Linked DNA regions of Homo sapiens: regions 1 and 3 are each linked to region 2. Evidence: chromatin contacts called from ENCODE Hi-C or POLR2A ChIA-PET data. All regions are on one chromosome and are shown on one strand. The core of a region is the stretch at or near the end of the contact, and the rest is flanking DNA. Distances in the headings are between cores, read along the strand shown.

Region 1 (4,532 bases), core at 1,340-3,839, 1.0 Mb after region 2:
CCGTCTCTACTAAAAATACAAAAATTAGCTGGGCGTGGTGGTGCGCACCTGTAATCCCAGCTACTTGGGAGGCTGAGGCAAGAGAATCGCTTGAACCTGGGAGGCGGAGGTTGCAGTGAGCCGAGATCGAGCCACTGCACTCCAGCCTGGGCGAGAGTGAGACTCCGTCTCAAATAAAAAATAAAAAAATACACAATGCAATCCAAAACTAATAGGAGTCCTCTCTAAAGGGCACAACTTAAAAACTACAGTGGCAGTTTAACACAGTAAGGTCTGTGTTCTTCAGGCGAAAGCCTGGAAAGTTCTCTGATGTTTTCACGCAGTGCTATTTCCTAGAAAGCAAAACATCCAGCCCAACAAACTAGTACACACATCATTGACAAAATATGCTACTCCTCATTAACATTTCATTGCAGAACCGAAACAATAAATTAAGCCATACTAAATCAGCAGCATTTCGGCCCTGTGTACCACCGTTAGGTTTCTGGAACAAGCACTCCTACGTTTTTTAGCCTTTGGGGCTAAAGGAAAAAACAACATGTGTTCCTCGAGTTTACAAACCTCCAGACTGATACTTTATTGGGACTAGAATTACAAACACCCCAAGTTTTAAGGTCGGTTTCCCCTATAAAATTTATGATTAAGAACATAATTCCCATTTATAGAGTTTTCCATCCCTTGGGACGCACATCGCTCATATAAATCTCACGAAGCCCGAGTTTGGGCAGTAATCCAAACCGTCTTCACAAAAACACGGTTTGGGATGAGCAATGATTTCGGTGGGAAACGTAACAACTGAGCAGGAGTCAGCCTTCGAACACGATTCCAAGAAGTCTCCCTGCCCAAAAAGAGCAGGCGCTGGCCGCAAGTGACAAGAGACGAGAATTTTGAAGCCATCTTAGAGTTATGGGAAAGTTTGAATACCACTTTGACTTGGAAGGCGTTTTCAACAAAAACAACAAAGTCCTTTCCTCAAAAAACACCTCGCATTTAACACAGCCTCACCCCTACCAGGAAAAAAAAAAGAAAAAGAAAAAATCCAACTCACGAGGCATCCAGTTATTTTCCTACCTCCTATCTATTCCTCTCCTGGCTCCCAAAAAGGTGGGGAGGGGAATTGTGTGGCTATCACTTCCTTTTAAATTACTATCTTCTCAAGAGTTTTAAGGGTGGAAAAAAGTTTAAAACACCTTGTATCAGGAAGGCGCTCAGATTTAAAATTCCAAATGGTACTAAGGACACAAATCAGCCTCACATCCTAATGAAAAAAGTACTAGATTCTTACATTTTTGGAGGGCATGGGAAGGGGGAGGGGGTTCTGGGGGAAATGTGCAGTGATTAGGGAACCAGGGGGATCCATTTGCATTAATAAGGGACGGTGCCCGGCGACCCCGCAGCCACATGTTTACGCCTTTAAAACAATGGCATGAATATTTAAAGCAACGTTTAGCCCTTTCCTTCCCGGGCACATTTCCATGGTTTGGTTTTTTTTTTTCTTCCAACGAGCGTGGGGAGCCGGGGAGCCGGTCAGCGGGGTGGGCCCGGCGCGCTGCCCCGCCAACCCCGGACCTACCTCCCCGCCGGCCCCGCACAATGGGGCGCGCTCTCCAGGACGCCCGCGTCGGAGGCGGCCGGGGAGGGGAGCAAGGAACCCGGGGACACCTTCGGGCTCAGGCTCAGGCTCAGGCCCTCGCCGCCGCCTCGGAAGGCCCAGCAGGCCCGGGCTGCGGGCCGGCGGCGGGGCGGAGGCGGCAGCTCGGGGCCCCGGCCGGGCCATCCCTGTTCGGGCCGGCGGGAGGCGGCGGGAGCCGGCGGGCACCGCGCGTGCGGCCCAGGAGCCGGGGAGGACGCCGGGACGCACCCGCCCCGGGTCGACAGGGCCCGCGCGGAGAAAAGGGGAGGCGGGGAGGCCCCGGAGGCACCCCGCGACCCCAGGCCGGCCGCTCCCGCCGCGCGCACGGGCCGCCGCCGCCGCCGCGCAAAAATGTCGGCGGGCGAAAAAATTAACCCCTGCGTGGCCGCCGCCGCCCTCCCCTCCGCTCCTCCCCGCCCTCCCTCCCTCCTTCCCCGGCCCCGCGCGGCGGCGGCGGCGGCGCGGGCGGCGCTTCTTTTTTAAAGCGGCCCCACCAAGCCCGGCGCTGCCCCTCTCCAGGCAGGGCTGGCGGGGCCGGCGGCGCGCGGCTCCCCGGCGGTCCCGGGCGGCCCGGAGGGGGATTTGCAACGGCCGCCGCGGGCCTGCGGACCCAGATTCCCCTTTAAGCCTGCGCCTCCCCCCCGCGCCGGGCCCGCCGCTTACCGGCTCGCTTTGCGCCCTCCGCCTCCTCCCGAAAACGGGCCGCGGGCCGCTCCCACAATGCACCGGGCGCGGCCGGGCTCCCTTAAGCGTCGCCTGAATAAAAATGCCGCGCCCGGCGGCGGCGGCGGCGGCGGGGGCCCGGGCCCGCGCCTGGGCGCCGCGGGGGCTCGCCTGCCTCGGCGCGGCCCTGCGGGAGCCGGGCCGCCGCGCTCCCGCCGGCTGGGCGCGCGGGGGTCCTTTAAGGCCGGCCACCTCCCTTTAAGAGGCGGCCCTGGCTGCTGGGTGGCGGCGTGCGGCCCGGGAAGGGGGCGGGGGCGCCGTGCAGCCCCGAGCGCGGCAATGATTGGTCTCGGGGGAGGGGTGGGGGGTTGCAAACCCGAGGAGCGGTGGCATCCGTTGCATGATGCAAAAAAGGATTGATTTCAAAAGTTGCGAGTTGCATTGGCAGCCGCCCTTGGCGCCCGGGCCACCTTTTTCCCGGGCCCCGCTGCAAGGGCCGGGAACGTTTCCGCCACCTGGCCGGGCTCGACCGCGCGGCGCTCTGCGGGGCGCTGTCCCCGCTCCCCGAGTGCGCAGCGGAGCGTCCTGGAAGACAATGACCATGGGAACAATTTGCACAGGAGGCTAGGAGCCCAGGAAAAGCCGCCTGGGCGCCAGGCAGAGGTTTTTTGAAAACACAAACGGCGCGTTAGATGCTTGGGGACTCCCAGCATCTGTCCTTCCTATTGTTTAGCTCGGCTCCGGAGTTCACGGGAGCCTCGTGAAATGTGGAGACGTCCTGCAAAGTTTCTTGAACACTTCATGTGCGTGGTAGGAAGTCGAGGAAAAAGGTTTACGGTTCCCCGCTGGTTGCATTGTTTGTCCTGCACATGTTCGAGCGAACATGGCAGCCGCAACCCTGGATGTGTTCGAATTGACATCGAGGGGGGAGCTTCACGTCGTGAAATAACTTTTTTCTGGGCTTTCGAGATTCTAAAGCATTGCTGATGAAAATAAACCAAATACTTTCAGATATCGTTTAGGGCTTCTCTCTAAAACAGCAGTGTGCAGGAATGCCGATCGAACTTTTCTAGGCAGTAGGTCAGCATTTTCCAAATGTTATTTGGGAGCAGAAATGTTTTGGGTCACTGGACCGTGCTTTACGTGGCACGGCAGGTTGGCACGCTACGCAGATGCCCTTTTCGTTAACATTTCCGCTTGCCAGTTGCTCCGGGTTTTAATCCTGGGCTGGATGCAGAAGTGATGCCACCTCGAAGACAGGCTGCTCCTGTCTTTGTGTACTTTCTTCATACCCTGTAGTAAGTTTGCAAAGAACGTGTTAGTCTGCATTCTTTTATTTTATATTTATTTATTTATTTATTTTGAGACGGAGTCCCACTCTGTCGCCAGGCTGGAGTGCAGTGGCGCGATCTCGGCTCACTGCAACCTCCGCCTCCTGGGTTCAGGTGATTCTCCTGCCTCAGCCTCCCCAGTAGCTGGGATTACAGGCGCCTGCCACTGGAGGATGGCTTCTCCCAGAGGGGAAGACAGGGTCACGGTTCTCATTAAGAGGGTATTGTACTAGTCAAGCCCGGAGATGTACTTGAACTGAAAGCAAGGGGAATGCAGCCCAGGGAAGGGATTTGGTGTGATTTAGCACGTAGGAAGGAGAGGAAGAAGGATAAGATGACCCCCAGGTTTCCAGTTTGCGGGGGTGGGGGGTGGGGGAGGGAATGAGGAGCGATGCTAATAATTTATCTAAGAACTGCTGAAAGGCAAACAAGTTTCGGGGTGAGTTCAGCTTTGGAAATGTTAAATCTGAGGTCTGCCGGATGGTGTGGGGGTGGGGCTCAGAGTTGCAAATCTCAGGTCTGCCGGATATTCCAGACCAAAGTTAATAGGGAAACAGGTCCGGAATTTGGTGTGGGGATGGGGCTCAGAGATGCAAATCTGGGTGCCATCAGCATGTAAATGGTGTTCGAAGCCTCCGTAAGAGGTGAGATTAACCCCGAAGGGAGAGCTCAGGAAAAAAGTGAAAGAGACCTTGGACAGAGCTCTGCAGAACTTGGAAATCAAGTGGCTGGGCGGGACAGAGGCCGATCCCCGCTGCGTCGGTGGGAGGCCACCATCCTCAGAACCGACTCTTCCTCCCCGCCTCCACCCACCACGAGCTCACCGGGAAGCAGTTCTCTGCCGCAGAGGCCGTAAGCCACAGATGCCTTACTTCATCCAGGGCCACACTACAGCCTTGGCCCAG
Region 2 (4,412 bases), core at 1,183-3,682:
GGCTTTTAGCTTAACCATCACCAGAATAGGGTACACCATGCCCATTAGTTAATTTCTCATCCCTTCCCCTACCCCACTCCAATGTCATTATTCCACACTCTCTGTCCACATATACACATTATTTAGCTCCCACTTCTTCTCCTTTTTTTTTTTTTGAGATGGAGTCTTGCTCTGTCGCCAGGCTGGAGTGCAATGGTGCAATCTTCGCTCACTGCAACCTCCTAGGTTACAGTGATTCTCCTGCCTCAGCCTCCTGAGTAGCTGGGATTACAGGCATGTGCCACCATGCCTGGCTAATTTTTATTTTTAATAGAGTTTCACCATGTTGGCCAGGCTGGTCTTGAACTCCTGACCTCAGGTGATCCACTGGCCTAGGCCTCCCAAAGTGCTGGGATTACAGGCGTGAGCCACCATGCCTAGCCTTAGCTCTCACTTCTAAGTGAGAACATGTGGTATTTGACTTTCTGTTTCTGAGTTATTTCACCTAAGATAATGGCCTTCAGTTCCAACTGCGTTGCTGCAAAAGACATGATTTCATTCTTTTTTATGGCCGGGTAGTAGAGAATCAGCACTTCTTCAGCTGTGGGGATAATAGCTGAGAATGAGAATTGTTTTCATGAGCTCTGGCGGCTGTTCCTGAGGCCAGGCAGCAAGGGCAACATAGCAGAGAACCAAATAGGAAAAGAGGAGAAGGAAACACAGTGGGAGGAAGGGAAGGAGAAAGAAAGGACAAGAAGATGCTGACTGTAGGCATGAGAAAGCGACAGTTGGGATCTTAGTTGACTTATGCCCTGGTTCCCACTGTTTGTATTATCTAACCTTTGGCACAAGTAAAATACATGATAGTTTTTCAAATGTTTCTTATTGAAGGGGATGCTGTTTGCCTTGAACTTTGGTAATGTGCCTCAAGTATAAGAGAGGTTCCTTAGTAATTCTTCTCACCCATCCGTGTTGGAAATTGGGTTTGTGGATTTATTCTACATCTAACCGGCAAGTAAATCCCCTCTTTGCTCTTCTCAGTTTGGAAAACCTTAAGCTAACCGTCTTTGAAAGATGGAAACTAGCATGGAGGTCCCAGGAATGGGGATGCCAGGGTGTCGTCTGACCTCTTTAGGGTCAGAGTAGGGGCTGAGGGAGAGCAGCTGGGCTGCCTCCACTTCAGCCAGAGTCAGAACTAGGCACAAGGTGCTGGATGAAGTTTCCTATTCAGGGAGCAGATTTTTTTTTTCCTTTTACAGTGAAATTGGAACAGTCCTGGGAAAATGGGACAGGTGTCCCCAGTCAAGAGACAGAGCTGTTTACCCAACTACGAGGAGAGGCCCTGAGGGAGGCGAAGTGTTGATACCAAGAAATCTAAAATTTTCCGATCAAGAGGTCGCCCCTGCAGGTTGGGGACCAGGGAACTGGAGCACGTGGGCTGCCCTCTGACAGGTGGACACCAGGAGTGGGGCGGGCAGGCCAAAGTACAGCTGGGAGATGGGAGTCCGGAGGGAATTCTCTGGGTTAGTTTTGGCAGTCCATAGGAAAGCAGGTGCCTGCCCCGCAACCCGGACACCCTACTAAGCCAGCCGCGGGTGGGCTCCTCCTTCGAGGGGACTGCGGGGCAGACGATCACTTCTTTCCACTGAGTCTCTGGGAGGAGACAGGGAGATGCCAGAAGGGGCCAAGCGTGAGCCAGGGCAACCAGGCCGGCCAGGCCCGCCGGCCGCTCCAGCCCAGCACCAGGGCGCCCGCGCGGCTGCCAAACACCCCCGGGAGTTTTGCTCGCAAAGGGACCACGAGGCAGCTGCTGGCGCGTCCTGCGCGTACCCGCCCAGAGGCTCCCCGGCTTGCTCCTCGCGGGTCTGTCCCGAAACTGACGTGAAACCGATTTGGTGCAATGCGAATGAGCTCCCGCCCGCCTCCGCCTCCATCCCAGCCGCCGCCGCCGCCCGTCGCCATAACAACCGGCCCCCACCCCCCCCACCCCACGCCTTGCCCCTCGGGTCCCCCGGGCCACAGGCCACAGCGCGGGAAGGCGCCCCGCCCTCGGCGCCCCGCATCCGGCCGCCGCGCACCCCCGCCCGCCCGGCGCTTCCGAGCCACGCAGAGGCGCCCCCTCCCGCCGGAGACGGGAAAGCCCCGGCGCCCCCAGACTGGGCTCCGTTTCCAGCTCCCGGAGGGGCTGGGGCTCTCCCGCGTGCGCCCCGCACCTGCCGGGGGCCCGTACCCGCCCTCGCCGGGGCTCCAGGGGGCACGACGGCCGTGGCCCGGCGCTCTTGGGAGGGGAGCGGGACATCCCCGAAGGCGGCGCGCTGGAGGCGGGGAGCGGCCGGGGCGCACGGAGAGGGCGGGGAGCCCGCGGGAGGGGGAGGAGGGGGAGGAGGGGGAGGAGGCGCGAGGTGGGGGGGAGCGCGGCGGGCGGCAGGGAGGGAGCGGGAGGGAGGCAAGAAAGTAGCAGAAAGTGAGGCTGGCAGGCGGCGGCAAAGGAGCCGGCGCGCGGCGGCGGCAGGAAGTCTGTGCCCGAGAACAGCAGAAATAAGAGCCAGGGAGGGACCGCGGCCGCGGCGGCGGCGGCGAGAGCGAAAGAGGAAACTGCAGAGGAGGAAGCTGCGCCGCAGCCCGAGCCGCCCGGCATCCCCGCCGCCTCTGCGCCCGCGCCGCGCCCCCGGCGCCCCCTCCCCAGCGCGCCCCCGGCCGCTCCTCCGCGCCGCGCTCGTCGGCCATGGCCCGGGAGAACGGCGAGAGCAGCTCCTCCTGGAAAAAGCAAGCTGAAGACATCAAGAAGATCTTCGAGTTCAAAGAGACCCTCGGAACGTAAGTGGGGACCGGGGAGGCGAGGGTGGAGGTGGCCGCGGCAGGGGCTGCACGGGCAGCTCCAGCTGCCGCCGCCGCCACTACCGCGGCAGAAACCCAGCCTGTCACCGCGTCCTCATTGTCCCGTTCTCGGCGCTGCGGAGCCCCCCCGAGCGCGCCCGACGCGTGGGCCTGCGACCCCCGGGTGGGCGCCGTTCCCGGGAGGGGGAGGGGGCAGCGCCGGGCTGTCAGGGAGCAGCCCACGCGGGCGCGCGACTTCCCACTTCTCCTGCCACCGCCGCCCTCTCCGCTGCCTTCTCCCCACGCGTGACTGTGGGCTGAGCATGGTGGGGATGGCTGTTTACCGGCTGTGTGCGTTTACTCGCCGTGTGCATGGGCGCACCGCGTTGGCGAGACGTGGTCACGAGAAGATCAGCCTCCAGTCGTTCCCATTTCTGTCCTTACATCATGTATTTCTATGGAATTGGCATCTGCACGTACGAGGTGTAGGCAAGACTTTGGGTGGCCACGCGAGGATGGAAGGGAAGGGCTTCGCAGTGCTCAGGGTCACACGTGGGCAGAGCCTCACCGGAGGGTCTGTGCATTTCACGCGGGCTCGGCCGCACGCGCCGGGGAGCGCGTCTCCAAGGGAGGGTCTGTGCGCGTCGCTGCGCGGGCGGTGCTCTCTCCGGGCTGCATCGAGTCCCATGCTGATGGCTGTGTCTCAAGAAAGCAGAAATAATCCGAAGTCGATGGCAGGAACGCTCCAAGCATGTGCTGCTCAGCTCAGCTGCTGTTCCCTTTCTGCCCAGGAGTTGGGTCTTGTTTGTTTTGTTTCGGAGCGGCTCAGAATAGGTGGGGAGGCTGATAGTGAAAGAGAATCAGGACCTGCCGAATGAGTCTGAAGTTCAAGTTATTTCCTTCCCTCACACAATCAGTATTTGCTCTGCATCAGTATCTGTCAGTGTGGATTCACGCACAGGTGTGCAGTCAGAAATGCCCATTTTGCAGGGGTTCATGGAGGTGTTGATTAGGCTGGGAAGAGAAAGGGGAGCTATTTCATGGGATAAATCAGTGCGTTGTTGGGTGCCCTTTCTTTCCTTCCTCCTTTTTTTCCGTGTGCTTGTTTTTGTGCTTGGTTTCTTTTTTCCAGCACCACATTACCCAGCTTGTCTTCACCTCCAGGCTCGGCGTCTGCTGCTGTTCAGTCATTTCCCCTCACCCCCACGCAGATCTGCAGGGGGTCCCCCGGAGAGAAGTTGTGAGGGTGGCTTTCCCAGTCCTGCTTCTGATTCCCGGGAAGGCGCACGCTGAGGACTAGAGTGGGGTCTCCCTGCTGTGGTTGTTGCCTTTCAGGGAGGGCACCTATTTGCTATCTTTGTTGGAATGAAAACAGAAAAAGATGTAGCTTTTTAATAAATAGGGGTTTGGGGTTGCCTCTTAGTGCAGCCAGGTAAGGGGTTAGTTTGGGTCAAAACTTTTGAAAATTGCCACTGAGGTTTATTCGGGTTTGGGGTTGTGATTCTGAGATGCTCAAGTTACTGAGAGACAAGAAAGCATGGCCTTTGCTTGTCATCCAGGACCCGCACTGTGGCCGCCAATGAGGAGATGGGAGAGCATGGGGACCCACCCTGTGT
Region 3 (4,276 bases), core at 772-3,271, 950 kb after region 2:
CACTAATTAGAATAAGTCCTGGAAACAGAGGATTTGTATAATAAAATTCTAATCAGGTAACATATTATGTGGTATATCTTCATTACCACTCAAGAAACTTTTATATACATAATATATTTCAAAATCAAAACTCAAACTACTTACTGGAATTGTTGAGGATGGAAACTGGCAGAGGAAATAGTCCCTGAAGTGGGATGAGCTACCTAGGATGTGAATTAAGGCAAATAAAGTAAAATATAGAAGGCCAGGCACGGTGGCTCATGCCTGTAATTCCAGCACTTTGGGAGGCTGAGGCAGGAGGATTACTTGAGCTCAGGAGTTCGAGACCAGCCTGGCCAACATGGTGAAACCCCATCTCTACTAAAAATACAAATTAGGCCGGGGGCGGTGGCTCACGTTTGTAATCCTAGCACTTTGGGAGGCCGAGGCGGATGGATCACCTGAGGTCGGGATTTCGAGACCAGCCTGACCAATATGGTGAAACCCCATCTCTACTAAAAATACAAAAATTAGCCAGGCGTGGTGGCGTTCATTTGTAATCCCAGCTACTGGAGAGGCTAAGACAGGAGAATTGCTTGAACCTGGGAGGTGGAGATTGCAGTGAGCTGAGATCAGGCCACTGCATTCCAGCCTGGGCAACAGAGAGAGACTCCATCTCAGAAAAAAAACTACCACCACTACTACTACTACTACTACTACTACTACTACTACTACTACTACTGCTACTACTACTACTACTAATAATAATAATACAAATTACACTTGGGAGGCTGAGGCAGGGGAATGGCTTGAACCTGGGAGGCGGAGGTTGCAGTGGGCCGACATTGCAGAGTGCGGCACTGCACTCCAGCCTGACCACAGAGCAAGACTCCGTCTCAAAAATAATAATAATAATAATAATAATAATAATAATAATAATAATAACAACAATAACAACAACAACATAAATTCGCCTGGCATCGTGGCGCAACCCTGTAGTCCCAACTACTTAGGAGGCTGAGGTGGAAGGATCTCTTGAGCCCAGGAGTGAGCCGAGATCGTACCACTACTGCACTCCAGCCTGGGTGACAGAGTGAGGCCCTGTTTCAAAAAAAAAAAAAAACCAAAAAAGCAAAACCCTAGAAATTCCTTTTAAAGATCTCCTTTCTATCCGGTAACTGCAGAGAGTTGACATAGAATTGCATTGTTTCTTTAGCTTAATCGGTTACTTTCGGAATGTCACTCTCATCAATTAACATGTTATCCTTTCTTTCTCTCTGTTTCTCTCTTTTGGAACGCACTGGCCATCACGGCTCACTGTAACCCTGGACTCCTGGCCTTGGCCCCCAGAAGAGCCGAGACAACAGGCAAGGCGTGTGCCGCCGCGCCAGTCCTCACCCGCTGTCCTTCCCCAAATAGTGTCTTTATATAACTCAGTGGCAATGCCGTAGTCCAGCAGGGAGGCCGCCCTGGGCAGCGCCTGCCTGGCCAGCTCCTGCCCGGGAGGGCACCGTCCTCTCCCCTCCGGAGAGGTCCCGGTCACTGCCTGCCTGGGCCGGTTCCAGGCAGCCCTGCGCGCCTGTGCACCGTGCGCCTGTGATTGGACATCTCTGGGTCTCTGGACAGCTGCCGGGGTCACGCGCCGCCGGTGAAACGACGTCTCCACAAAGAGAGGAGCAGAGGCCCCCAGGGATCCCGGAGGGCAGGGCAACGCGGCAATTGCCCCGACCCCAGGGCGGCCGCGCGTGTCCTCGGGGGACGCAGCCTCTTCCCCGCTCCCCGGCTCCTGGAAGAGACGCGACCCAGGCGGGGACGCGGCGCTGAGCGAGGAGGCGCTGGGGCTGCGAAGCGTGCGACCCCGAGGCCTCCACCCGGACCAGGGCCACCACTCAGGCGGCGGCGCCGGCGCCGGATCCAGCCCGAGCCCCGCGCAGCCCAAAGGATACGACAGCCCCGGCCGAGGGGCGGCCGAGGTGGCCCAGAACAATCTGCAGACGGGCGGCGGCGCGAAGCTGCTCCATGGCTGCGGCGCGGGGAACCCCCACCCCTCCCGGCCTCTGCCCCATTTAGCCCAGCGGGCGGCTCCGCCTCCAGGCGCCGCCCCGGACTGGACGTAAGCGGGATTCCGGGCGGTGCCAGCTCGCGGGCCGGGCTGCTGGGGAGCCCTAGTCCGCTAGAGTCCGCGCGCCGGGCAACCGCCCGGGGCTGAAGTCCTCCCCACACCATGATCCTTCCGTCCTTTATTTTCTTTCTTTTTAAAAAGAAACAAGATCTTGCTCTGTCGCCCAGGCTGGAGTGCAGTGCGCGATCATAGCTCACTGCAGCCTTGAACTCTTGGGCTAATTTTTATTTTTTGTAGAGATGGGGTCTCGCTACGTTGCCCAGGTGGGTCTCAAACTCCCCCCGCCTCCCGTCTCGACCTCCCAAAGTGCTGGGACTACAGGCGTGAGTCATTACCCCTGCCCCGCACCCTGTTTCTGTTCCATCACCAGGACCCTCCCTGCCGCACCGAAGCTCGGGGGCCCAGTGACCAGGCCGAGGTCACACAGTGACAAGTGGCTGGGCTGGGACCTCACTCACTCTCCTAACGTCATGGCTTCCATCTGTTTAACCCTACGTGACTGCTCCTTCCACTGACAGCTGAAAGAATAAAATCTCCGATTTAAACAAAAAGTTTGCCGGGCGCGGTGGCTCACGCCTGTAATCCCAGCACTTTGGGAGGCCAAGGCAGGCGGATCACGGGGTCAGGAGTTCGAGACCAGCCTGGCCAACTTGGTGAAAACCCGTCTCTACTAAAGATACAAAAATTAGCTGAGTGTTGTGGCGCACGCCTGTAATCCCAGCTACTGGGGAGGCTGAGGCAAGAGAATCACTTGCAACCGGGAGGCGGAGGATGCAGTCAGCGAGATGGCGCCACTGCATTCCAGCCTGGGTGACAGGGCAAGACTCCGTCTCTAAACAAACAAACAAACAAACAAACAGGTTTTTAGCCGGGTGCGGTGGCTCACGCCCGTAACTCCAACACTTTGGGAGGCCGAGGCAGGAGGATCGCTTGAGCTCAGGATCGCTATAGATCGAAAGCAGCCTGGGTAACATAGTGAGAACACCTGATCTACAAAAAAATTAGCCGGGCGTCGTGGCGGGCGCCTGTAGTCCCAGCTACTCAGGAGGCTGAGGCAGGAGAACGGTGTAAACCCAGGAGGCGGACCTTGCAGTGAGCGAGATGGCGCCACCGCACTCCAGCCTGGGCGACAGAGCAAGACTCCGTCTCAAAAAAAATAAAAAATAAATCAATAAATTAAATAAATAAAAATTCCAGACATTGTATGAGGAAGCATTGCAAAACTTTCTGTTCTGTTAGCTGTTGCCTGTAGCCCCCAGTCATGTTCCCCACGCTTGCTCGATCTCTCACTAAACTTTCACGTAGACCCTTAGAGTTACAAGCCCTTAAAAGGGCCAAGAATTTCTTTTTCAGGGACCTCGGTTGCAAGTCTGCCGAAGTTCCCGGCCTAATACAGCCCTTCTTTAATCCGGTGTCTGAGTTTTGTCTGCGGCTCGTCCTGCTGCAGGAGGATCACCTGAGCCCGGGAGTTTGAAGTTGCAGTGAGCCCAGATCGTGCCTCTGCACTCCAGCCTGGGCGACAGAGTGAGGCCATGTCCAAAAAACACAAAAACAAAAAACAAACAAAACTCCAAAACATCAATGAAGTTTTGAAAATAAAAATAAAAAAATAAAAATGCTAAGATGCATCCCTAAAAGTCATATGTGCCATTCAAAAGGGGTATTTCATTTAGTGGGACTCCAGCCCAAAATATTAGAAAGTTCGGTTGGTCATAAAAAAAAAAAAAGTGAATAAAATAAATGACCTCCAGAAAAGTCTGATGCACACAGGCCAGTATGGTGTAAATTTCTTAGATAACTCCAGCATCTCTTTGTAAGATTTATTTTCCATTCCATAACTACGGATATTGACATAGCATCTCATTGTTTCTTTAGTTTCATTTTTTCATTGATTTTTTGTTCTTTTTTAGCTTCGAGTTACTTCCAGAACGTCGCAGCACACGTTATCACTTCCTGCATGACGTCTTTATAGAATTTGGTGACAATGTCGCAGTCCAGGAGGGAGGCCCGCAGCCAGCATCACCAGCCCCTTCCTGTTTGCACAGGCAGGGAGGAGAACGGCAGCTCCCAGGCTTCCACTGGGGAGTCCCTCCGGCTTTCTCCGGGATTCCGCCCGCCCCAGGGTCTCAGACCAACAGAAGGACCCGGGATCCCTCAGCAGCTCCGGACCTCATC

What was found. Hi-C counts contacts between places; a loop is a spot of excess contacts on that map. ChIA-PET counts read pairs that join two places held with the same protein, here RNA polymerase II (POLR2A). Pooled maps may share reads with other maps.
Region 1: a map of CD8-positive, alpha-beta T cell shows a loop between it and region 2 (13-fold over the local background). The contact joins the promoter of SEPHS1 here to the promoter of CAMK1D in region 2. A Hi-C loop is called at or near these places in 2 of 168 maps with a recorded cell type or tissue (CD8-positive, alpha-beta T cell and naive thymus-derived CD4-positive, alpha-beta T cell), 4 of 37 single-sample maps with no recorded cell type and 11 of 50 pooled maps.
Region 3: a loop to region 2 is called in a map of CD8-positive, alpha-beta T cell, with 8 times the contacts of the local background. The contact joins the promoter of PHYH here to the promoter of CAMK1D in region 2. A Hi-C loop is called at or near these places in 3 of 168 maps with a recorded cell type or tissue (CD4-positive, alpha-beta T cell, CD8-positive, alpha-beta T cell and naive thymus-derived CD4-positive, alpha-beta T cell) and 7 of 50 pooled maps. POLR2A ChIA-PET finds 5 or more read pairs at or near these places in 2 of 52 experiments (CD4-positive, alpha-beta T cell and activated CD4-positive, alpha-beta T cell).

The regions. Positions count from the first base shown.
Region 1 is chr10:13,345,704-13,350,235 of GRCh38, forward strand. SEPHS1 (selenophosphate synthetase 1) reads right to left here and starts at 2,590. Exons shown (of 9, transcript NM_012247.5): 1 at 2,297-2,590. RefSeq lists silencers at 1,526-2,355, 2,486-2,705 and enhancers at 2,775-3,565, 3,566-4,357.
Region 2 is chr10:12,347,115-12,351,526 of GRCh38, forward strand. CAMK1D (calcium/calmodulin dependent protein kinase ID) reads left to right here and starts at 2,433. Exons shown (of 11, transcript NM_153498.4): 1 at 2,433-2,796. The coding sequence starts at 2,705. RefSeq lists silencers at 1,592-1,851, 1,892-2,451, 2,622-2,711 and enhancers at 2,748-3,247, 3,422-3,581.
Region 3 is chr10:13,298,043-13,302,318 of GRCh38, forward strand. PHYH (phytanoyl-CoA 2-hydroxylase) reads right to left here and starts at 2,022. Exons shown (of 9, transcript NM_006214.4): 1 at 1,926-2,022; 2 at 145-203. The coding sequence starts at 2,000. LOC124902377 (a long non-coding RNA gene) reads left to right here and starts at 2,147. Exons shown (of 2, transcript XR_007062056.1): 1 at 2,147-2,364; 2 at 4,012-4,276. RefSeq lists enhancers at 1,012-1,632, 2,209-2,348, 3,724-4,224, 4,081-4,276 and a silencer at 1,609-2,028.